Regions from separate parts of the Homo sapiens genome. Here all the other regions are linked to region 1. A link is a loop called in an ENCODE intact Hi-C map of the cell type or tissue named here. Cell type or tissue: B cell. All regions are shown on one strand. Links, peaks and the distances in the headings refer to the core of each region. The heading gives the core; the rest is flanking DNA. Region 1 overlaps MOB3B (MOB kinase activator 3B). Region 2 overlaps MOB3B (MOB kinase activator 3B). Region 3 overlaps MOB3B (MOB kinase activator 3B).

The links. Peaks named below come from ENCODE experiments on the same cell type or tissue, not always from the same donor. Only the 100,000 strongest peaks of a DNase experiment are listed, where the experiment ranks them.
Region 2: it touches region 1 in a loop (2.3-fold over the local background); 4 of 110 quality-filtered maps call a loop at or near these places.
Region 3: a loop joins it to region 1, with 2.5 times the contacts of the local background. A loop is called at or near these places in 9 of 110 quality-filtered maps.

Annotation. Positions count from the first base shown.
Region 1 is chr9:27,455,877-27,464,195 of GRCh38, reverse strand. The region is part of intron 1 of MOB3B (MOB kinase activator 3B); the gene reads left to right. Among named protein-coding and RNA genes, the nearest start is that of IFNK, 64 kb to the left of the region's middle. In B cell, for the core only: no CTCF peak of the experiment used is centred there; DNase peaks (open chromatin) are centred at 3,305 and 6,525; H3K27ac peaks cover 1,608 bases.
Region 2 is chr9:27,349,171-27,357,489 of GRCh38, reverse strand. The region is part of intron 3 of MOB3B (MOB kinase activator 3B); the gene reads left to right. Among named protein-coding and RNA genes, the nearest start is that of EQTN, 56 kb to the right of the region's middle. RefSeq lists an enhancer at 2,897-3,878. In B cell, for the core only: a CTCF peak has its summit at 3,401; DNase peaks (open chromatin) are centred at 3,469, 4,020 and 4,849; H3K27ac peaks cover 3,111 bases.
Region 3 is chr9:27,329,201-27,337,519 of GRCh38, reverse strand. MOB3B (MOB kinase activator 3B) reads left to right here. Exons shown (of 4, transcript NM_024761.5): 4 at 6,904-8,319. The coding sequence ends at 6,933. Among named protein-coding and RNA genes, the nearest start is that of EQTN, 36 kb to the right of the region's middle. In B cell, for the core only: CTCF peaks have their summits at 4,010 and 4,211 (motif pointing left); a DNase peak (open chromatin) is centred at 4,149.

The DNA.
Region 1 (8,319 bases), core at 237-8,236:
TTCGTAAACACACATTTGCATTGAACTGAATCATTTTCTGTTTCTCACATCATTTCTTGATATTAAGTCAAAAGTCATAGTTTCTTTTATCAGTCACTATGTCAATAACCATATAATTGTTTTCCATTTGTGAAGCACTTTCACTGGCAATATCTCTTCTAATTTTCACAGTAACCTTACAATAAAGGTAAGCACCATTAACCGTTATCCTTATTATTTTTTTCTTTTTTCTTTTTTTTGAGACAGGGTCTCATGCTGCTGCCCAGGCTGGAGCACGGTGGTGCAATCATGGCTCACTGCAGTCTGGACATCCCCAGGCTCAGGTGATCCTCCCACCTCAGCCTCCCAAGTAGCTGGGACTACAGGCGTGTCCCACTGGGCTAATTTTTGTATTTTTTGTAGAGATGAGGTTTTGCCATGTTGCCTAGGCTGGTCTCGAACTCCTGGGCTCAAGCAATCAGCCTGGCTCAGCTTCCCAAAGTGTTAGGATTACAGACGTGAGTCACTGTGCCCAGCCACCATCATCTTTAAAGAAGACAAAACTGAGATTCATAAAAAGTGTCTGTTCAAAGACATAGCCAGCTAAAGTCATTGCCAGAATTTGAATCCAGGTCTTTTGAATCTAGACCGCGAAGTTTCCAGAAATAGATCTCTTCTGGAGTGGCACATGACAATGTACATAGGGCTAGGTCTCTGTTTCTCCCATTTCCTCCCTGACCCCCTTAGGTGTACCCCAGAACTTCCTCTGTTTTGTTTTTTTTCTTTAACTACCCAACTGTCTAAAGAGGCACTTTTAAGTAGGTGGTAAGAGGTTTGGAGTCAGCTTGGCTACTTACTGGTTCTGTGATCAGGATATAGCTTCAATCTCACTGTGTCTCAGTTTCCTTAAGCGTAAATTAGGTATAATAATAATAATACCTATTCATAAGGTTGTGAAAACTAAAATAAATAGGAAGTCCTTAATAAATACCATTGTTAATATTATATAATTAGAATTTTAGGCATCCTAAGATAGATTCTAGGTGACTGGTCTCTCAAGAATCTGACTCTCTAGTAAAACTTGTATCATAATATGATTCAAATGATGAACATGATGATAGCAACAACCACTATACTATATTCAGTACTTGCTAATGCTAAGTGTTTTACGTAAACTGTTTGAATTCTTGCAGCAACCCTGCAAAAGCTGTGTGCTGTTAGCCACTGGGCTTTAGTGCCTCTTAATCTTGCCTGCTCTTGGTGTTAATTTTACCTATCCCCTGTCAAACTTAAACTTATGATCTTTTGAAAATTCAAACTGTATTTTCGAATTTCCAGTCTTCTTGCCCATTTTGTGTTCTCCACCTTCCTGCAAAGATCTTTTGCAATGGTTCCAGATGTCATACATAAGTTCTCATGGTGCTAGGGCTAGAAATTTTTCAGACTTTGAGACTCAAGTTCACTTAGTGGCTAAGAGTAAACAAGTCTGTTGTCAGTTACAGGATCCAACTTCCTTGAATTTGAACCTTTTTCCTTTAAGACTTTTCCAAGAAAGGATTGACATACGCTGTTTCAAAGAAAAAGAAAGGGTAACTGACAATGACCTTTATCCCAGTATCCACTGAAGGTTCAGAGTGATATCATATCAGCTGATATACACCCATGCTTTATAAAGTAAAAATACTTATCTCAATATCCGTTCAAGGTTCAGAGTGACATCATATCAGCTGATATACACTCATGCTTTAAAAAGTAAAAATACTTACATTTTTTACCTGCCTTAATTTTTTATTTCAGCTATAACTTAAGCTTTATCTGTAGTTCTCATCCCATCCCCCATTCTTCTACCCTCACCTGACTTAGATATTGTTTTTTTCAATTCACGTGTCTTTCTTTAAGCCACAAAAATGAATATTTTCCAGCTAGTCTAAATATCTGGAAATAATATACCAAATCTCTCACTGACTTAGAGAAGTTTCTCTTTCTTTTAAAAAAAATCAGTATAATCAGTAGGATGTCATTATAAGATTTATAATCTTTATAAGATTAAATAGGTCATCTGAGCTTTTATCCTGTAATAATTTTACTTTACTATTTATTTTTACAACTGCAGTAAGATTGGATCAACCCTGCCCAAGGTTTGACCAAAAGGTCTTCATCTTTGTCATTGTTGGGAATCTAAGCTAGTTGGTACTGGTGTCCAGAAGGAACATTATTCTCTTTATTTCAGAAAACATTTTTTAAAACTCTGTCTTTTGTTCCATGGACTGTCAGTAGGTAATGTTTCAAACCATACCAAACAAATCCCACTCTTTTCTTTTACTCTTTCCATTCTTTCTCACCACTAAGTGTCCTCTTCTGAATGATGATGAATCATTATAGGTTTTTGCTGAAAACACCTGTGCATTCATCTATTGTAGCTGTTGCTGCTGCTACAGTGTATAAGGTTACAGGTAATGCTTTCATTTTGGCACTATTTACTTACACATTTGATGCTAGAATGTCTGCACTGATGACCAAAACAATAAGCCTGTGAAACAGCAAGAATGCAATTCAAACGACCATTGAAGAGCTAGAAGATGAGCAGAATAGTCCTGTGACAGACTTCTGTACGGTTACACCTATTTGTACTAACTTCATCTGTGTTCAGAAATAATGTGAGCATTCTAAGCTCTGAAACCATGCATATCTTTGAAGATTAAAATGAGGCAGCAAGGTTTCTCCCAACTAATGTAACAAAATGCAGTGATATGACAGCTCAAAGTTGAGGAGTTGAATTCGTTGGGGAAAAAAATAGCAAAGCTGCTTCTCAGGCAGGAATCTCTTCCATTCTGGGGTTGTCCTGTGGGCAAAGATGGCACCTACTAAGTAGGCATAAGGTAAACAGTGCATAAGGGCTGATGGAATTGCATCTTAGGCACATCCTTTATTGGATCCTGGAAAGGTCAGACGATGTTCATTTTATGATACACACATACATACACCCCTCTAAAATAAAAACCCAATCTACTTTAATTCAATATTTGGGAAGTGGGAGGACGATTCCAAGGACTATTCCAGCTATAAAGAGAACAATATAGTGGGAAAATGAGAAATCAGACTGGTCATTCTTTGATTCTGAAGAGGTGGAATTTCAGATAACACAGAGGAATGGAGCAGCTCATTTGAAAGAAAAGTTGAGCTGAAGTCTTGTCCTTTCAGGAGGCAGACTTGTTACTTCAGGGTATCCCAGCGGCCTCAGTGAGTTGGCAGTGAGCTTACAGATTGACATAGAGTCCCCAAATAACTGAAGACAGGAGATCCACTTTGGTTCCTCTTTTGTGGTTTCACTGTGATGTAAAATGTTCGTAATTCACTGTCATTTACTCATTCATTCAGCAAACATTCAGTTAAGTCAGCTCTGTGCCTGGCAATGAAGATGACACTAAACCTCCTTCATGCGGGGTGTTTCTGGGGCATTTCTCTTATGGCCTTCCTATAGGAAATGAATCATCCTGGCAGCTGATCCTGCCAGGAGGAGTCCTCCACCTCACAGATAAGATATTGAACTGCCTTTCCTGCAACTGGTATCAGCTTCAGTCCCTCTCCTTTCCTAACCCCCTCACCCTTCAGTACCACCAAGGTCTCTTAGAGGTGGGCCTGGCTAGAGAAGATGGATCTCTCAGGAGTGACTGGGAGAGTTGTTTTATTTCTTCCTTATCCCTGGCAAGGACTCTTTGATTTCTCAACTAATGAGGCAAAAGACATCAATAGGAAAAGAAAAATTAGAACTTTCCTTGCCAGTGCGTTGCTTAGCTACCTTGTCAACATTCCCTTGCAGCCCAGCCGAATTCTCTCTGCATGTTTTTATAGTGCACATGTTTTATTGTTATAATTGATCTATTAGGCAGAAAATATGGAGAGCACATGGAACTTCTGTCAGTTTTGTGCTATTTATTTAGATTTCTGTTTTTCTCTTTCCAAAGACCTCACCCTTTATTGTCCTGTTTCATCCCTGACCTAAGTAATACTCTGAAGGAGTCACATCAGTATGCATGTTGGTGCATTGAACTTTATAGTATTAAAAGCAAAAGTCAATAACTAACCTCAAAACTACATACCAAATTGTGAATTCTTCATAGACAGGGACCACATTTTTATGAACTCTATGTCCTTAGTGCCTAGCCCTGTGTCTGACACATAAAAAGCTTTTAGTAAATGTTTATTGATCAAATGAACCATTGGTTTCAAATATTTATTAACAACCAGAATTGTCATGGGTGCAGTTCATGACATAGAATTTACTTTCCATTTCTACTTAGAAGGAAAACTTTATGACTTTTTTTTTTTTTTTTTTTTTTGGAGACTGAAACAGGACAGAAAATAACCACTGTGTTGTTGCTAGTGCTACAGTTTATTCAGCCAAAGAAACCTTTCTGCTTGAGGCCGCAATAGCAGCAGCTGCCCTCTACCTGGCATTTATGAAAAGGTATTCACTGGAGACCTCCTAGGTGCTGGGTGCTGGGCTATACAAGTCAGTCCAGATCAAAAGACCTGGTCATTGTCACCATCTGTCAAGGCGATTGTATTCAAAACAGTATCTCTCATTTTTTTTTCTCGAACATACCCACACTCAACTGAAGACTGTTTATGAAACAATCTGTTGACAAAACAATAAATGGAAGTTTGTTTATTCATTCCTTTACTCAGCCAGGCAGGCAGCCCTCCAACCCAGCACTTCTCAGATCATATACTTTTGAGATTTTGTTAAAATGCACACTTAGATCTACCAGGTTTGGGGTGAAGCCTGAGAGTCTACATTTCTAACAAGATCACTTAGTTAGATCAGGCCTTGATGCTTTGAGTGTCATCCATGGACCAGTAGATTCAGTACCACCTGGGAGACTGTTAGACCAGCCTAATCAGAACCTGCATTTTAACAAGATCCCTGAGTTCACATTGGCTAAGCACTGTTCTAACTATTTGATTAGCCCACAGCATAAATTATGGGCAGGGGTCCCAAGGGGGCTCTGGGCTGGGAAAGTAAGTCCAGGTGCATTTACAGTTCCCTTTTTAATTTCAAAACTCTCAGGTACCTGCGCCAATATGGCATCTCACACTCAGGAAAAGACACAGATGGGTGCCTCTTTGTTCTGTCGTTCAGTGGCATGATACATCTGTTATTATCCATCCTGGATTGCCATTGTCTTTAAACATGGGGGGGGGCCTACCTGATCAACCTATTTCTTCTTAAGAAAGCTTCATTTTAGATTCAAAAGTTTGACCTAAAGAGACAGCCTCATGTCTGACCATGTCAGAATCATTTACAAATTTGAATCAAGCACTAGGAGATCTGAGTCTCTGTTTCCTTGTCTGTAAAATGGAGATAATACCACCTGTCCTTCCAGTTCAAGAGACTGGTATCAGGCCAGAGCGGGAGGATTGCTTGAGGTCAGGAGTTCAAGACCAGCCTAGGCAACAAAGTGAGACCATGTCTCTACAAAATACAAGATAAAATACTTAGCCAGGCATTGTGGCATGCACCTACGGTCCCTGGTACTTAGAAGGCTGAGACAGGAGGATCGTTTGAACCTGGGAGGTCGAGGCTGCAGTGAGCCATGATCACACCACACCACTCCAGCAGTGGCATGATCATGGCTCACTGCAGCCTCGACCTCCCAGGTTCAGGTGATCTTCCTGTCTCAAAAAAAAAAAAAAAACATATCTTCAAATTTGTTATATGAGTATCTCTAGAAGAAAAATTCCCAAATTTCCAACAGTGTTTTAATATTTATTTAAATATTTGCGAGTGCCAGTCCACGCAAGGCTTTATGATGAGGAGGATTTGTTGTGATTATTCGGTGTTATTCACATGCTCCCGTCAGAGGTGTCAGAGGGGTTTGTTGATGGCATCCACAAGAGCCTGGCACAGGTGCGGAGGAAGGTTTCCACAATGGTGTCCATGCAAGCAGACACTCCTGGCTGAGGGAAAACAGAAGGATTAGTGGCACCAAGGGTATGTATGGCCATGAAAGAAAGTTGCTCTGAGGACTGTGGGCATTGATGGTACCCTCATTATCAGATTAATAGAAGAGCAAGTCTCATTTGTTCAAGACATGAGGGGGCAGCTGTTTGGTGGTTACTGTTTTACTGTCAGCAATTAAGCATTTGAGACATAGAAGGACTATTGTCTGTTTTTTTAAAAAACAAGTCCTCACCACCCTTTCTCTGTATTTCCAACCTTCAGCTCATTCTTTTATTTTGGAAATTTCCTTCTAAAACCCTCAGGTTTCTTAAGCCTGTTTTCAGGCAAGCTAAGTCTCTTTTAGGAAGGTATTCTTTAGGAAAAGAGATCACTCCATTCTTTCCCTAGACTTTGCAGAGTTTCTGTGTTGATATCCTTACAGGTGCTATTCCAGGGTACCCAGAAGTGTGATTTCACAGACTGTCTCAGGCAGAAAGTTTCATGTGACCTGCTTTTCCACATGGATCTCTTTGGTGGGGAGTGGGTCAAAGGTCAATGTCCTGTGAATAGGAAAAAAAAAACCCACCTTGCGGATATGGCATTTCAGTGAAAACCTGTTAGGAAGAGGGTGGGGTTAAGAGGGAGGAAGTGAGCAGGCAGAGAGCCAGAGGCCTTGGGACTGGGGGTGGGGCGGGGATTCCACCGCCTGGTTAGCAATTCTGAGCGAAGAGCAGAGTTGATAAGGGGGAATCAGGATGTCTTAGGTATATTGGCCTCAATAACTTAAGGTTGAAAGTACCATCAAGCCCTGTTTGAGTGTGGAATGGCAGAACCCCTTACAGGCAGGGAAAAAACAGTTAGTGGGATCATGCTCCAAGCCCATTTTAACAGATTCCGTGTTGGGCTCTTCTGAATCTGGCCACAGCTGTTGGCTCATTTTGTTGGGGCTTGACCTATGAGTGGATCAGTTATCTCCTCTCTATTTCAAGGCCACGGAACATAGCCTTCACCTCCGACCAATCTATACAGCAGTCTTTGGGGAATATGTGGATAGAAGCTTTGGGGAAAACAAGCTTTGTAAACCAGTAGGAAAGACAAGTCGAAGTCCATTACTTTTGGGAATATATGGCCATGTAGAGAAAGCATTTGCTAGGAGTCAACAAACTGGATTTCAATCTAACAGCATGCTCCAGCTAGCTATGGGATCTTGTTAGGCAAGTAATTGTATCTCTTGGAGACCCAGGAAGAATGATACCCACTATAAATCTATTAGACCTATTATAAATCTATAAACCTCAGCAGATTTTCGTGAGGATCAACAAGTTAGTGGAGAAGAGGGCATCGAAGACTTCAGAGCTGTGCCATCCAGTGTGGTAGCTGTGAGCACCTATTTAAGTTTAAATTCATTAAAATTAAATAAAATGTAGAATTCTGTTCCTCAGTCACATTAGCCACATTTCAAATGCTCAATAGCCACATGTGGCTAGTGTGTACCATATTCAACACCATAGATATAACACATTTGCATTATCACGGAAACAGAAAGTTCTATTGGACAGTTCTGCCTCAAAGTGCTGTCTAAAGTGTGAGATGAAGGGTATAAAGGACGGCACATTGGAAGGTGACAAATACTGTCATAGTTAGGAATGTTTGGCAAGAAACAGAACCAACTCAAGTTAGCTGAAATACAGTAAGGCTTTGACTAATTCAGGAAATGTGAATGGATCCCAAAAGGCATGAAGCATAGCTAGGCTTCAAAAGGAATTGGAACCAGTTTCTAGAAGATTATCAGGATTAGTTCTTCTCACTGTCTCTCTTTTTCTCTTGTCTTCCTCTCTCTGTGGCCACTTAGGCTCTTGTCTCTGTTTCTCTGTGTATTGGCAGCCACCTTCTCCACCTTCTCCTTTTCCTCCTCTTCCTCCGTGGCTCTGCAGACCAGCTTTCTCAACTGCACTACACACGGTCCAAGCAAGATTCAACCAGACCCAGTTTTCATCACTTCTCACCCAATGCCACATCACTAATGCCCAACCAAGGCTGAGTCCTGATTCCAAATTCCCAGGAGAGACATTCTTATTAGCCAGCTTGGTGTGATAGCCACCCCTTTTCCATCATCTGTATCTAGAAGGATGGGGGAAGTGTCCCCATGCCTACTTAATAGGAGTTGTTGGGGGGTGGGGCTCTAAAAGCTAGCACACGTGGGATAGGATCAGGCCATTGATCAACATGTTCATCCTTAACACCTTGGAAAGGTCCACTAAGCCTATGATCACACAAAGAAGAGCCAGTAGAGATTTGACAAAGGCCATGAACAAAACAAGTGTGATGCCTTTTCTTCTTTAGTTATTTGCATGGTTTGCATCAACAGTACAGAGTCACAGGGCAGTGGCTTAACC
Region 2 (8,319 bases), core at 62-8,061, 110 kb after region 1:
TGATACCTTGGCCTGGGGTGGTTAGTGTGAGACCCTGATGGAGGAGGTATTTGGGGTGCAGGCTCTGCAGGATTGGTTTGTATTGGTTGTTGTGTAAACAGCTTGAGCGCAAATTGTTTACCATCACTAGGAATTGGCTAGCTCTGGGAGGGGCAGTCCCTCCAGGATCAACAAGGCCCCTTTGATGTTAGAGAATCGAAACACAAAAAATAAAAGATATGTTTAATACAGTACAGTACCTGTACCTGGCAAAGAAGATGGTGAATTTCACATATCACCTTTAGTGTTTTTCACCTTGAAATTTATTATTCTGCTGTGAGAATATATGGCAAAAAAAAAAACACATATATATATATATATATATATATTTGCATTACTCAGTAGTCCTGGAACAAAGCAAGACTTTTTGGGTTACACTTGAGATGGCTCACATCTTTACTTTAAAAAGAGCCTATTTTCTTCATTTTCTTTCACAAGAGATTTCTAGAAGGCTCTCAGGGGCAGGAACCGAGTTGTCTCTGAATGCAGTTGGACAAATAGTATGGAAAGAATTCATCGATGGCTGAGTTTTATAAAGGCTGTTTTGGGTAAACAGCCACTATGGGAAGATAAGGTTGTGCAAACAGCTCAAGGGAGTTAAGACTAGAAACAATTGATAAAGTTAATTTCAGAAAATGTCAAGGACAGAGAGGAAAGATGGACAAGGGCCACGTAAATGAAGACCCAGAAGAAACCACTGCAATCTCCTGGATGGTTTCAGTTCAGTTCTCTTCTATAGTCATGTTCAGGTCAATGGAAAATAACTTCTCCAAAGGCCCACAAGAAGGAAGAGGCTGTGGAAGCACTCACACTTTTGGTTTCACAGAGCTAAGGGATCAGAAACACCACGACAGAGCTGAAAGTCAATTTCTCCTTTATGCCTGAAAGCATAAAGACAACATTGTAGGAAAAAGCTGAGTGTAAGTTATCAAGTAGAGAAAGGCTTTCTTTGCTATCAGAAAACTCAGTTATTTTCTATAATTGAAGAAAGGGCTCCAAGGCAGTGCCAGGAACTAACTTGAAGTCTCAGAGTCACAGAATGGCCTCAAACATGTCAATATCCTAGACAAGGGCCTCTTTGGGGGCCTGGGAGAAAATTAGGTTAACCAGACATTTTTAACAGTTTAATTGAGCAAGAAAGGTACCAGGTTTTTTTCCCCAGAAGTTTATATTTCTTTAAATCTTGCTTGCAATAGTATACTTCCTACATTTATGTGTTAATTATAATTATAGGGAAATTCATTTTAATGCTTGTAAATATTCATACTTTTTAAATGCTTAATTGTCTGAACATATATATTTGTTTTACACTAACCAAACCCTATAAAGGAACAGAAATAGATATTAAGAATGTTTCTGAGGCGAATCATATAATATCAGGCTCTGGATACTTAGCACATGCAGTGTCCATTAAGAGTAGATTGTTTATGGCTTGTGGATTGCTATTGCCGAAATGACCATTTCAACAGTTGACAGTGCTAGGATGCCTAACTGCTAATACTGTTGCAATGCACCTATTCAAATCAGGCATAACATGTCAAGTCAACACATTTTTATTTGATTTGCATATATTGATACTCTATATATACAACTCAAGTTGCTCAGATATTCTATGTGCATAAAAAATCTATGCTCTCGAGGCAGGCAGATCACGAGGTCAGGAGATCGAGACCATCCTGGCTAACACGGTGAAACCCCGTCTCTACGAAAAATACAAAAAAAAATTAGCCAGGCACGGTGGCGGGTGCCTGTAGTCCCAGCCACTCGGGAGGCTGAGGCAGGAGAATGGCGTGAACCCGGGAGGCAGAGCTTGCAGTGAGCCGAGATCACGCCACTGCAGTCCGGCCTGGGCAAAAGAGCGAGACTCCGTCTCAAAAAAAAAAAAAAAGAAGAAAAAGAAAAAAACTATGCTCTCAAGAAATTTACAATACAGTCTGAAAAATATAAAATAATAAATGTCACCCATTTTTGACCCTCAAAGGATGATGAAGGAGTCAGGCATTTGGCTTCACATTCTAGTTGTACATTTTTTAGAATTGAATGCAGCTGGGGCCAGAAGGGCAGCATTTGTCCAGCCAGTTTCCCTTAGAACATTGGCATTCCCAGAGTTCCCACGCCACCGGTGGGACATTCTTGGTGTCATGCCTTGGGATTCCACAGTATGGAACTCTGAGACCCCCCCACCACCTCATCTTTCCCTCTGCCTTGCCTCCACCATGCACAGCCACACATCTCTTTGTTGCTTTTGTCTCACGTGGACTGAGTATCTACCACACAGGTTGTGCTGAGGATCCATGCAGCACCCTACTGGGGTAGGAGAGTCAGTATCATACAGTGCCTAAGAAAAGTCTTAGACTCTGTGGGTTCCAACCCTGGACCCTGCATTTACTAACGTGCAAACTTGAGCAAGATATATGGCTTTTCAAAGCTTCATTTTCCTCATCCATAGCATGGGTATAATAATAAGAGTTATAAAAATTAAATGGGTTAGTCACGTGGAAGTGCTTAAGAAATGTTAGCTAAGTGAGACAATGACTGTAACAGTAGCTGGGCTGTAGTTAGTGGATGTTCCTGAATTCTGTCTTCCCTAGCTCCCATGACCTCTTTTCTGTCTTAACGATTGATTCCCTAGGTAGACTCCTAGCAAATGTAGTTAATTGTATTTGTATCAGTCACTCCCATGGGATTGTCAACTCTTTGAGGGCTGGGAATATAAAGGACATATTCCTGCATTGCTTAGGGTTCCTGGTACCTAATAAATGCTTAATATGTTTTTGAATTGGGGAGAGTACTTTAAGGATGATGCACCTCCATTCAAAGGGATTACACACTGGTCACTCTCTTCAATACGCCCCTTATCTCAGAACATGCATGCAGACCTCCACTTACCCATTTCCATGTTGGGACTAATGCTTCATCCTGTCAGATTAGCAATAGACATTAAAAGCAAAATAAGACAGAGAGCAGGGATGCATCATAAGCTTTAGGTCTCACAGAGAAAGACGAGGCCTCAACTCTTAGTCATTCTCTGTTCCAAATTCCAGATAGATCACCCAGGAAATCTTGAATCCTCTCACACTGCTTTTGTGCCCTGGTGTGTCAGGCAAAGGATAACCAACCCTCTCTGTTTTAGCAGTGAAATTCTCATGTCCTAGGAAAACTCTTGGTGTCTGTCAAACTAGGACGGTTGGTCACCCTATCAGGCCTCTGAGTGGGAATACAGTTTGGAATTCAGAAGCTGGGAAGAGGTCACCCTGGCTAGCCTGGTGAAGACCAGCACATCCATCCACCCCCAGAGCTTGCCTCATGGCTCCCATTGGGACCTGCTGTTCAGCCGCTATGGCTGGCAGCCTGGGAACCCAGGCAAACACATGCCATTTCACTTGGTCTCCAGCAGGGAGGGGGAGCCTGGCACACTGACACAGACACAGACGTGACAGATCATCCATTGCTCATGTAAATGCAACAGCTGAAGATAACTTGAACTGAAGCAAGTTCCTTGTTGGAGGAAACAGCCCAAATGATGCTGATAATTAGAAAATGGGCCAGGCCCTGATTGAATAAGCAGGCTGCTGTTGGCCCTTGGCTGCCAGGGAGTCAGCTGACACAATTAAGCTAATCAGAATTATCATTAGCAAGCACGAATAGCCCGCAGTGTTTTGTTGGCCTTTCACTGAAAACAAAAGCAGACTCAGAGAGGGCTGTTAGCAATGCAGTAGTTGTGAATGAAGAGCTGATTAGGGCAGGGGGAGGACAGAGATTCGTGAGGTGGGGAGGACAGACAGGAGGGGACTTGTTTACCCTAATGCACCTGCTAACCCCTGGGTGACCTTGGTCCAGGACCTTCTCATTCTCTCTCCAAGGCTCCATTTTCTTGTTTCTAACAATGAAAGTGATTATACCACCACCTACCTTGTAGAGCTGCTGCTGTGAAAACCAATGTTACCACAGAGCTGTTCTGTTACCTTATAGCAGGGTGCTTGGACCATAGGGGTTTCTCAGGAGTCCACACACACACACGTGCATCAGAATCTCCTGGAGGAAGTACTTCATAAGTACATTCTTGGGCCTCACCCCAGATACACTAAATCAGAATTATTAAGATTAGTGCCTAGTACCAAGCACCCTCAGTCTGCATCTCAAACTTTAATGTGCATGTGAATCACCAGGGATCTTGCTGAAATGCAAGTTCTGATTCAGTACATCTGAGAGGAGGAGACTCGAGAATGTTCATTTTGCTCCCAGATGATATCGATGCTGCTGGTTCCCAGACCACACGTTGAGGGAAAAGACCCTAGATGACAATTACCCTCAAATGTGAGAATTACCATTTTTAGCACTTCATCTCTTCTCCTCTAGGATTGGGAGTTAGCTCAGTGGGGTGGGGAAGTAAAGCAAAAAGGAGAAAAATCTGAAGATCAGTGTTTGCCAAGAGAGCTCCTCAAAATGCCAGTCCTGAGTGATGGTCAGTGAAAACAGACTTCCTTCTGTGGTCAAATGAGTTTACAAAATACTACATCGTCTCCACCCTTGAAGATTTACAGTGTACAATAGCATATCAAAGCCTTTGAGAAGGTATCCAGTAAAGAAACTTGTTCAATTTTGTGTAGCCCGCCCAATTTAACTGCATTTGGCTACTGGACTTTTTTCTTTTGCTATCACTCATTGACATCTTAGAGATATCATGATCCATGGAACACACTCTGGGCAGCACTGCTCATCTTTGTGATGTGATGTGTCTCTAGATTTTTCTATTTTCCTCATGCCTCCACCCTGGCCTCAAACCACACAGCCACCACTGCCGCATGGAGAGGGAGGTGGGAAGGAAGTGAAACTCCATATGGGAGGGCTTCACACACACACAGGAAGTGCAGTCCTTTTCATTGTTGCTCCTCATCCTCCCACATCATCATATGACAGACACCCCTTCGTGGAATTCTTACCATGTGCATGACGCACAAGCATTTTCAAGAAATAATTAATAACTTCATTTCTTCAGTTCCAGATAATCTGTTAGTTCCTCTTGACATATATTATTTCATCTCCTCACACTTGTTACTTTTTTTTTTTTTTTTTTTTGAGACAGGGTCTCACTCTGTCACCCAGGCTGGTGTGATCATGGCTCACTGCATCCTCTAGCCTCCTGGGCTCAAGTGATCCTCCCACCTCAGCCTCCTAAGTAGCTGGGGCTACAAACACATGTCACCACACCTGGCTAATTTTTAAATTTTTTGTAGAGACAGGGTCTCACTACGTTTCCCAGGCTGGTCTGGAACTCCTGAGCTCAAGTGATCCTTCTGCCTTGACCTCCCAAAGTGCTGGGATTACAGATGGTACCTGGCCAGACTTGTTACTATTATTTCCAGCAGATGTGATGGGCAGTTTCTCAACATCTGAACCACATTCCTCTCCATCCCTTATCACTGCCATTTTGTCACACCAAAGTGCATGTCCCACCCCCAGTGTGTAGGTGCCTCTTGGCTAATGATTGAGATTTATGGTAGGCTCTACCACCAAAACTATCCTCTAAAAACGGGTGCTTTTTAGAACAATTTGAAGACCAAAGATTTGGAAAGCCTTGTCTCATAAAGGCCCAGCCACAAGCCTATCCAGGCCCCAGAATACACTGACCTCATGTTGCCCTAAGAGGTAGCCAGGCCACACATACACTTCTCTCAGAGTTGCTTGGGTGAGTGCAGCAGCCAAGGTTGGCCTGCAATGGTAAGATCAAGTCAGGACTGTGAAAAGAAGCAGAACCTCTCGCATGAGCCAGAGCTACTCCCTAAAGTAGCCAGCAATGAAGAGCCATTGTGGGGCTTTTGAAAGGACCTTTTCTTTTGAAACATCATCTGTACAGAGGCCTCTGGGTTGCTTCTTGTCAGGCGGCTTCCTTGGCCTTCAGCCAGAAGGCTTGATGTGGACTCAGCCATTATAGAAGAAAGAGCTGCAGCCTGTGAAGCTGACAGTTTGGCCTTTACAATGGCATTTCCACTATTATGCTACCACATTAGTTACCACATGGGGCAAGGCATGTAATGGCTCTGAGCCTCAGTTTCCCCACCTGTAAAAGACATCATCCCTAGAATCCTCCCAGCCTGACCTACAGAGATTACTGATGGGTCACTACTAAGATTACTGACCTACTGGGATTACTACTGATATGATGTGTCAGCAGCCCTGTCATCTTTCATCCAAGACAACCGTTTCTCTTTGCTTAGAGAGCCCTTCATGGATTAAAGCCCACTGTGGGCCAGGCGTGGTGGCTCACGCCTGTAATCCCAACACTTTGGGAGGCCTAGGCGGGTGGATCACCTGAGGTCAGGAGTTCCAGACCAGCCTGGCCAAAATGGTGAAACCCCATCTCTACTAAAAATACAAAAATTAGCCAGGCGTGGTGTCAGGTGCCCATAATCCCAGCTACTCAGGAGGCTGAGGCAGGAGAATTGCTTGAACCCAGGAGGCGGAGGTTGCAGTGAGCCGAGATCGTGCCATCACACTCCAGCCTGGGGCACAACAGCGAGACTTCGTCTTAAAAAAAAAAAAAAAAAAAGCCCACCATGGCAGCAGAGGGGCAGAGGGGGTGTACATGTTGCCAAGAGTAGCTGGAGTGTGCATTCATGGGGCTTTGCCAGTTCAGATGACAAGTATATGTGTGTCCAGGGTGGCATCGGCTGTTGGTGGTTGTTCAGGATAATGCAAAGGCTCAGAGATTAGTGGGAGGGCCTGCCAGATATCATTTTAGGAGACTTGGCAGATGTATTCTAAAGTGTCAATTGGAAAAATAGCAAAGAAACATGATTATTTCCAATGAATTGCCTTATGCTGGGTAACTGGGGATGTGGCAAAAATAGCCACATGTCTCTGCCAGTCCTATTTATTCATCCCTTGTTGATGTCCAGAGAACTTTTGCTTCTAGTTTATAGGGTGTTGGGTGGTTCATTTTTGTTTTAGGGTTTCTCTTTGTTTCTAATTTGGTCAGAGATGAGATGTGGTCTGATTTGTTTCAGGGCCTAAAATATGATCAATTATAGTTGAAGATGTCTCTCATGGGAAAATTGCTAGCATATAATATTAAGTAATAAAAGCAGGATACAAAACTGTACTGGAAAATCACTAATCATATGTCCACAGATGATAAAGGAAATAGAGCAAAAAGTGCCAACAGTGGTTCTCTCTTGGTATTACTATAGATAATGCTTTTTTTTTTTTTTTTTTGGTATATACTTTTTGGGGCTTTCTAAGTTTTCTGTCACAAACATGTGTCACTTTTCTAATCAGAAAAATCAAACTTTATACTTGAAAAGGCTTTTCCAACCACTTGTGACTACTGAGATTAACATTAAATTAAAAATTAGTTTCTTAGCCTTACTAGCCACATGTTAAGTGCTCAAAAGCCACATGTCTAGTGGCTATTGTATTGGATATCACAGATACTGAACATTTTCATCATTGTGGGACATTCTCTCAGACACCACTGAGCCAGAGGCTCTACCTTCAAGAGCTACTTTTTATAACCCACTCTTAACAACCACTCCCTCCACAAAGAGCTGCCAGATGTGTTCACATTGTCTCCATGCTGCCACATGAGGCATTTCCGTTCATTGTTTAAGCCCCCTAGTATGGTTGCTTCTCTTTGCTAAGCCACTTCTCTCCTACTTTATTGATAGGAATAAATAAAACTCAGTACCTTCTGCTCAACATTTCTCCCTAGATTTCCCATCAGAACCTCCACCTCAGGAAGCTGCTCAGTATCTTAGGGGAGCTGTTGGTCAGAGACACCAAATAGTAATTGTACTTTTTTATTTTTTTAATGTTCTCTGCAGTGTTGGAAATTGCTGCAGGATGTCAGTCACAGCAGGGATTAATTCGTCTTCATGAGCATTTACATGAAAATGTAAATAGTCAGTATGGCTTGATGCCCATATATAAGCCTGCCAAATTTTGGCTGCTATGTGTGGTCTAGACTAGTTTAAATTTCCCGGCCAGATAAGATTAGATTCTTTGGCTCCAAAAATGTCAAGCGAGTATTAACTTGGGGTTTGAATGAAGGAAGGTTTTATTTATTGAAACATAACATTATATTTTCTCCCACCACCCACCTGTCCCACCACAATAAAGGCATGAAGATAAGGCAGGTTACAGGCAGTACCTAGCCTAGGGACTTGTGTGGTCACTTGTGTGGTCTCAGGAGCACTTCCTCCTATGAAACAATTTTATACATAAAGGTCAGATATACAAACCACCAGCAAAGCCAGTTAAGCTATAATGTGGTACTGGAAC
Region 3 (8,319 bases), core at 197-8,196, 130 kb after region 1:
TGTGGAAATGTGGCCTGAGGGAAGTGAGTGCTGGCAGGAGCTGAGGACCCTGTTGGGAGGGGGCCGTGAAACCTTGGCATAGACCTCGCCAGCACAGCTGTTTGGAATGGAGGCAGGAAGGGCAGGGGAAAGCCATGAGAGAGGGAATTTTCAAGATGGTCAGTGTTCTCAATCCACAGCCATCACAGAAGAAACTAATGAAATATGGGTACAATCTGGAGATTTTTAAGTCTCTAAGAAGTGGAATTTGTGAGACGAAAGGCTTCCAGAAAGCCCTCTTTCTGACCTGGCCTCTACCCCTAGAGGGCCTTAGCCTTGCTGTGGGGAATGAAACTCTTCCCGGTTGTAGGGTTTTGGTGCTGTCCACCCCCAGCCCAGCCAGAAATGTGGCTTCTGTACTTCTGCTGCAGTTCAAGCCACTTTTCCAGGTATGTCCCATCTGAGTGGAGATGGGGCTGACGGCAGGCCACAGGGCCAAGCTCGGGCACGGGGCCGGTAGCTGGGACTGAGGCTGCACTGCTGATTAATGGGCAGGGAGGCACTTTGTGAAACGTGCAATACCCTTTGACGGCCTTTTCCGGGGGACTCGCAGCTTTCCTCGTGTCTTTTCAGCAATATCACATTTGATTTTACCTTTAAAATGTATTGATGAAGCTGCATGATTGGAAAAGGTGCTGGGGGAGATGAATCTCTCCTACTTTCCGTTCTGTTTCCATTACTTCAGGGGTGTGTACGCATGAGTATACACGTGTGCGGGCGTGCTGTATTAGAGAGCCCAATTTCCTTTATATACGTGAACTCCTCCCCCTAGTAGCCACCATTAAACATCCAACGGCTTTAAAATGGTTAGTGAGAAGTACACAACATAATGTCAGATGTGGCCCTGAGAGAGGCGTACTGCTCACTGCCCTGCTTTAACCCGTTGGCTGTTTAATGGTGGTTACTAGGGGCAGGAGTTCACGTATATAACAGTCATTTTTCCAAAGTTTCCAGCACCAAGGGTCCTCCTGCTCCTTACCACACTGCGGAGCCTTCTACATCTCTTCATACTGCTTTTCTTCCTTGATTATTTTTTGTTTCAAGTATTTCTTCCTCCCCCTTTCTCCTGGTGTCTCAGAGTTAGCAGGAAGCTGGTAATTAAAAGAAGACATGGGTTTTGAAATGCTGCTGTGGTAGCTCTTCCCCCCCCTTATCCATTTTACAACAGAAACAAAAAGACTCACTCCTTTTCTTTTGCTCCTCCCTCCAGCAGAGTAATGAAAGCAGAATGTTGTTTGCTTGTTTTTGTTTTTGAGTCCACTAAATCATTATTGTTACACTGACTAGCTGGGTGAACTTGGGCAAGTTAGTTCAAATTTCTGGGCCTCCTTTTCCTCATCTGTAAATTAGAAAAAGTAATGCCTAGTTCATAGAGTTGTGAGAAAGTGCACAAGGTAAGTCTAAGTGCCTTCCCCATCGTAGGTATGAAATGCGTGTTTCCTTCCACCTCTCATTTTACTTGGGTCTGTAGACCTAATAAGTGTTCCTTTTCATTGGATTTCAGTTTAATTTAATATGTTTTAAGCACCTAGTATGTGCCAGGTCTTGAGCACCAGGGTCTACACAAATACCAGATAGGTTTTCTCTCTTCAAGAGCAGCCTGGTGCTGAAACCAGGAATGTGATAAACGGTCGCACAACAGTGTGAAAGGTGTCATGGGCACTGAGGGAATCTGGAAGAGGAGCACCTAGGATTCCTTGGGGACAGGGTGGGAGGGTAGAAGAATGTGTCCCTAAGGAGATGACAACTGGTCAAGAGCGTTAAAGGGTGTTGGCGATGGGAGAAGGGTGTTCTGGGAAGAGAGGAGCATGTGTATGGAAATCGTTGTGTGTTCCATGGGAGAGAAGGAGCGTCGGCCACCGATGGGGGATGAGGTTGAGTGCCTGAGAAGAGTCTAGATCAGGAACAGCATCGTATGTTACAGTGGAGACTTGGTTTGAAAACTACTGAAAGCCATTAATGGAGTTTAGGAGCATCATGAGATGATAAAGATTTTACCTGCAGCACATCAAGCCAGCTCTAAGAAATCCTGTGTACACAAATTGCCTCTTTCGAATCAATGTGAAGTCAGAGAGCCCACAGGCCAGCAGTCCAGTTCTGCCACTAATTAGTTTTGCCGCATTAGGGAAGTCACTTACTTTCCGATGGTCTGAGTTGCCACATCTCCGAAATTAAAGTGTTGGAGTAGGTGACACCCATGTTTCCTCCCAGCTATAACAGCAGCCTATGACTCTGTGATGATGTCACTGCTTTTTGGCGCTTGTTTCATAATTCCTAGAGTTAACTTATTAAAATTGCTGTGCAAGCATGATGACTGTCCCCTAGTAAACATCAAGTGTTCTTCTTCATATGTTCCATATGAAAATTAGCTTCTTGGGCCAGGCGCAGTGGCTCATGCCTATAATCCCAGCAATTTGGGAGGCCAAGGCAGGCGGATCACGAGGTCAGGAGATCGAGACCATCCTGGCTAACTACTAAAAATACAAAAAATTAGCCGGGCGTGGTGGCGGGCATCTGTAGTCCCAGCTACTCAGGAGGCTGAGGCTGGAGAATGGCGTGACCCCAGGAGGTGGAGCTTGCAGTGAGCCGAGATCGCGCCACTGCGCTCCAGCCTGGGGGAACAAAGCGAGACTCCATCTCAAAAAGAAAAAGAAAAAAAAGAATATTAGATTACTAAAATGTGTGATGATGTAGTGCAGTAAACTGAGAGCGTTGATTTCTTTGTAGTCTTGCCTAAGTCAGAGAGTATTTGTGTGACTTGGAATAAGTCATTTTACTTCTCTGGATCATTATTCCCTATCCTCCACTGACTACCAGTTATAAAAATGGGTACACTGAGGTTAGACTAAGATTTGACACTTAGAGTTCACGGAAGTTTGTTCAATGGCTATCAAGAACTTCTTCCAACTGCTAACAAGTACATAAAGAAGATTTAAATTTAAAAAGTGTTTAGATCAGAACAGAAAAAATTGAGTATCTTATGTAAAAGACAGGCTGATTTCATCCACCCCCACCGTCCCCACAAAAACTAGGCAAATGTCATTTTAACTTCATTTCTAAAGTGAAATATGATTTCAGATTGGAGTCTCTGTCTACTTTCCTTTTTGTTTTTTAAATAACCGGTCTTGTTTTCTTAGAAAAAAATTCATGCATATCAAAAATATCTAAAACTTCAGACTCCGCAAAGGACAAAAAAATTAGAAACAGAAAACATACACAATTGTATTCACCCAAAGATAAATTTATCATGTTGGACCCATATTTTTCTTTATATTTTTTCTCAAAATAACTGGATCAAACCATACATCCTGTTATACAATTTGAATAAAATATGCATCATACATTAATATACTAAAAAATATTAATGTTCTTCTCAGATTCAGGCAAAAATGAAATGATGAATTCCAATGTGATAGAATGCAAATGTGTGCAAAGTGATGGAGATACCCAAGAAAGGAGCTGACAATTGCATCTTAAAGGATGTCAAAATTTGCCAGGCAGAGAAGGGCAGAAAATATTTACCAGATATAAGAAAGAAACCACTAGAAACTGGCCAGTTGGAGACCTGGAGAAGTCTAGTTTGCCTGGCTGGTGTGGTGAGTGGGAGGGAATTCAGCAGGAGGTGAGCAGGGGGCGATGGGTCCTCTTTCTTTGACAGGCTTCAGAGGATGGAATTTGTTTTGTTGACAGTGGAGAACCAGGGACTTCATAGAATCAATTACTGCTTTATTTTAAAACAAATGAAACCGAGTGACCACAACCAAGATTCTACTTTGATCTTCTGTTAAAAACACATTTTGAAAAATTCAGGTGTTTTTGAAAATCTTCATATACAAGCCAAGCACAGTCACCAGGAACTTTCTCAGAAGCTTCTCATCACCTCAGCGGAAGCCTTTTAATACACGTTTTGGAGTTCTTTAGTGGCCTGCCTTAATACACAGGGCATTCAGTAACTCCAGCAATGGCAAATTCATTGTAAAGAGCACCCTGGGTAGAAGCTATTTTGGCCACACTCTCAGAGAGGAAGGAATGTGTTTGGCCCTGCTAGCCTGCGGGAGGGCTCTGATGAAGAAAGCGATGGAACCTAGCATTGCCATTTGTTTATTTAAACGAGTTTTTTTTTTTAACAGCTCATTGGCTCCACCCAGTGGGCAAGTGCTAGAATACAGCTTGCAGAGTCTTGCAGAGCTTTGAAGGATGGATCCAACTCAAATGTCTTTCCTGATGTTTCTGATCTGCTATTTCAACCATACATTCCCTTTATGAATTTAAGAGGCATCCCAGGAAACAGTTTTTATCCTGCATCTCAGTGACCTTGAATAAGTACCCTGTCCTCTCTGAAACTGTTACTCTGCTACTTAAAAAAAAACTCTGCCATATTTCTAGTGTCCATACTCTCTCAGTGGCATAATTGTTCTAGTATTTGCCCATTGTACCTATAATTCAAACTGGCATCAGTCTGGATAAAGAAAAAAATCTGGCATTTTGAAAATTCATGAATGACTGCAACCACCTATAATTATATATGTCAATTAATATATGCCAGTATTATCCGATTGCATATTCATAAGACTATCTTAGAGGCTTTAACCTACAATCACATGGTGTAGTAGAAAGAGCAAGCCTTTGCGGTCAGATAGACCTGAGTTTAAACCGTAGACCTGCAGCTTTCTATGTGACCTGGTAAGGTACTCTCCTTCCCTGAGGGTTTTTCCTCATCAATACAGTAGAGATGGCAAATCTTACTTCACAAAGTATAATATCTGTATAGCAGTAGACACTGGGACTGGCAAACAGCAGGCCTCTGTTTAATAAAAGCAGCGGTTACTGTTGAGCATTCTGTACCTTACCCATTTACCTTGAGCAAATAGCTTCTGCTCTGAAACTGGGATTCTTCCTCTGTCCATTGGAGGTCATAGTTCCCTGTCTTAGAGTTATACAGATGCAATGGTATAACCACCCCAAAGCACCTGGCATCTTATAGATATTTAACTATAGCTAGCTTCTTTCTTTTCAAAAGTACAGACCTATTGCAAATAATTAAGTTATAAAGCTAAAATTCTGTTTATCCCATGAACACACTTTCTCTCTCCCTACTTCTCTTTCTGTCTCTCTCAAACACACACACACATGCTCTTGTTGTATTCCCATCTTGTTTTCCTTGTCTGTGTCATCAAGAGTTAAGCCAAAAGCTGGGTGCAGTGGTTCACACCTGTAATCCCAGCACTTTGGGAGGCCAAGATGGGTAATGCTTGAGCTCAGGAGTCTGAGACCAACCAGGGCAACATGGTGAAATCCTGTCTATACAACAAACTTAAAAACTAGCCAGGTGTGGTGTTGTGTGCCTATAGTCCCAGCTACTCAGGAGTCTGAGGTGGGTGGATAGCTTGAGCCCGAGTGGTTGAGGCTGCAGTGAGCTGTTGCCACTGCACTCCAGCCTGGGCAACAGCAAGATCCTGTCGAAAAAATTAAAAATTGAAAAAATTAGATATACACATAGATTTGTAACTTCCTGTATTAATAATTATAGAGATGCAAAAGTGCCTAGATTCTGCCTTGTCTATTGTTATTTCTTTAACCAGCACATCTGTATGGTTTTCGAATAGAACGCTTCTCTGAACACCTTGGCACTCCCACACTCAGTCTCCTTTTTCTCGATGTTTCCTATTATATAAGGTGTGGCAGTCCAGGTCAGTATGCAAGAGATGTAGTAGCTGCAGTCAGCTCTGCAGCAGGTAGAACTTGGAAGATCGTTCATCTAACTAAAGTGACATGAAACTTGTCTTCTCAAGATGCTAAATGGCACAGGGCTCATTACTAGCCTGCTCCTCAGACCATCCTTGGAGATGAAAGAGGAGCCACTACCCTGGCACAGTGCCAGGGGCAGGGGCTACAAAGATGAAAGCACATGGGGCGATTCAATGAGTGCTTCTTTTTCCTGGCACTTAGTAGCGCCCAGTCTAGCAGGGCCAACAGACATGTCCAGAGCCCCAGTACACACACACACACACAGAGATGTACAAATTCATACACTGCATGTAAGAATCAATGTGTGCACAGGAGGAGAGAGTGGCTACCTCCACAGCGAGTGGGGCAGGAGTGCGGGAAGGTCTCCCAGCAGGTAAAAGTCACCTTACCTGAGGTGGAAAAATGAGTGGCAATTTGACAAATGAAGAGGGGCAGGCGCAGGATGTGGTAGCAGCGGACCATAGGCATGGGACTCAACCTGTGCGGAGCCCCAGGGGTAGAGAAAGGATGGCTATTCGGGATCTATAAATACCCACAAGAGCCAGGCAGGTGACGCATGTCAGACACTTTGGTGTATTATTCATTTCTATTTTTAAAAATGTCCTCCTTCCTGCTTTTCTTGACTTATACCCACTTATCCTTTATTTTTCCATCTTTGATTGAAACTTAAATCTTTCCCTACTCGAAGAAAACTAGCAGTCCAAATCCAATTACTGTATCAGTTCATAAGTGCTACATGGCTCCTGCTGGGAAGTCAGGTGGGAGTGGCAAGGACTGGGGCAAACTGGAGAGCAAATTCTTCTGCTGAAGAGGACAGCCATTCTTCAACTCCAGTTGTTCAGAAGCTCCAAATCTTGCAATTTCTCAGAAAAAGCAAGCAAGCAACCTGAATTTTGATACATGAGTCAAATTTTTAAACAGTGCCTTAATGGAAAAAAAAAATTCTGCAGAACAAACAGATGGAACATACCCTCATGCTAAGCCTTATTCATGGACCATGCTTGCAAGCTTTCATTTACAGGCTCTCGAGATTCCAAGAGCATTTTCAGGATCCTTCACCAAATCGTTGCTCTGCTTATAGTTTCTCCTAACCATCCTTTTCCCCTTGCTTTCCAGAAAGAAATGACGAGCAGGATGTGTCACTAATGCTCCACCTCACCCTTTGGAAGAAAGGAAAGCTGTTTCCTCCTGGTGCCCTGAGCGGGCAGGAGGTGGACCACCCTGGCTGAAATGACACACCTACTCCCAGGAACAGCAGAGGTGGAGGCAAGCAGTGACTCCTGAGAGACATTCCCCACTCACTTTGTGTGCTCTTAACCTTCTGAGTGCTGCTAGCCCAGACCTGTGGACGAGGCAGACCACAACGTGAAAGAAGGACCAGCCCCTTGACCGTTCTGGCTGGGGAATTGTCCACGAGGAAGCCTCTGCACTTCCACACATGGCACAGTTCTGCCTGTGACCTGCCGCCTAAGCTTTACTGGAATTCAGGTTTTGAGACTGAGATGCGTGTTCGTATTTTTCCACTTATCTGTCTTGTCAGCTGGCCGACTTCTCTGTGATTGGTTTTTTAAGTGCCGGGTGAATTTTGGACCTCTGGATGTGCAGCAAGTTTTTATGCAATAAGCCTTCCTTTCAGGTCTCTAAAAGCTCCTGCTCTGATCTGTGGTTTAACACTGTGCAGGGCTGTGGAGCTCTGAGACACCTGAACCCCTACCCATCCCCTGCACCTCCCTACTCTCCCTGCCGAGGCGTCCATAGCATTTCCCTAATAAATAGTTTTATCAGGGACACTCCATGGGGTGGCTTGTCTCTGCCCCAAACAGGGTCTTCACGTTCTAACTGCAGGGAAGAGACTGGTTACTAGCGTAAAGCTGACAAGTTACCAGTTCACCTGATCAGAATGTATTTTTTATAACCACCATCATTCCTTGTCTCTTCAGTGGAAGATATTCTTTCCTGTTTCCCAGAAGAGAGAAATAAAAGTCCTAAATAACTAAGAATGATCAGCGGGAGCGTTGGGCATGATTACTGCAGTGTTTGTTCTTTATTAAAGACAGGGAGTCGTGGCTGTCTCTACATAATACTAACATTTCAGTGAAAAAAGTACAATTGGTTATTTGGTACGTGTAGATTTAACACCCAGACGGCTGACTTGTAACCCTCCCCACTAGCCTTCTGAGCATTTAAACCCAGCCGTCATTCTCTCCCCACTCCACGCTCCCCACTCCTCTGCCACGTTATGTTACGGCACAAAATTAATTTCTGCCCCTGTGATTGGGCCACGGTTGCCAAGGTAACAGTGGAGCTGGAGCTAACTTCCTTCTTTCATCCTTTCCAATTTTTCTATTCCAGAAGACAGTCAGAATAATGCATTCTGTACTACATCCTGCCTTTTGAAACCTAAATGAGTTTTCGTTGATGAAATGTTGCCTTCTCTGATTCATTCACAAAACTGTGGTGGTTCTGACCACCTGTGACGAGGGGGGTCATAATACTTCCAGTGATCCTTTTAATTTAGCAAAATATTTGTCG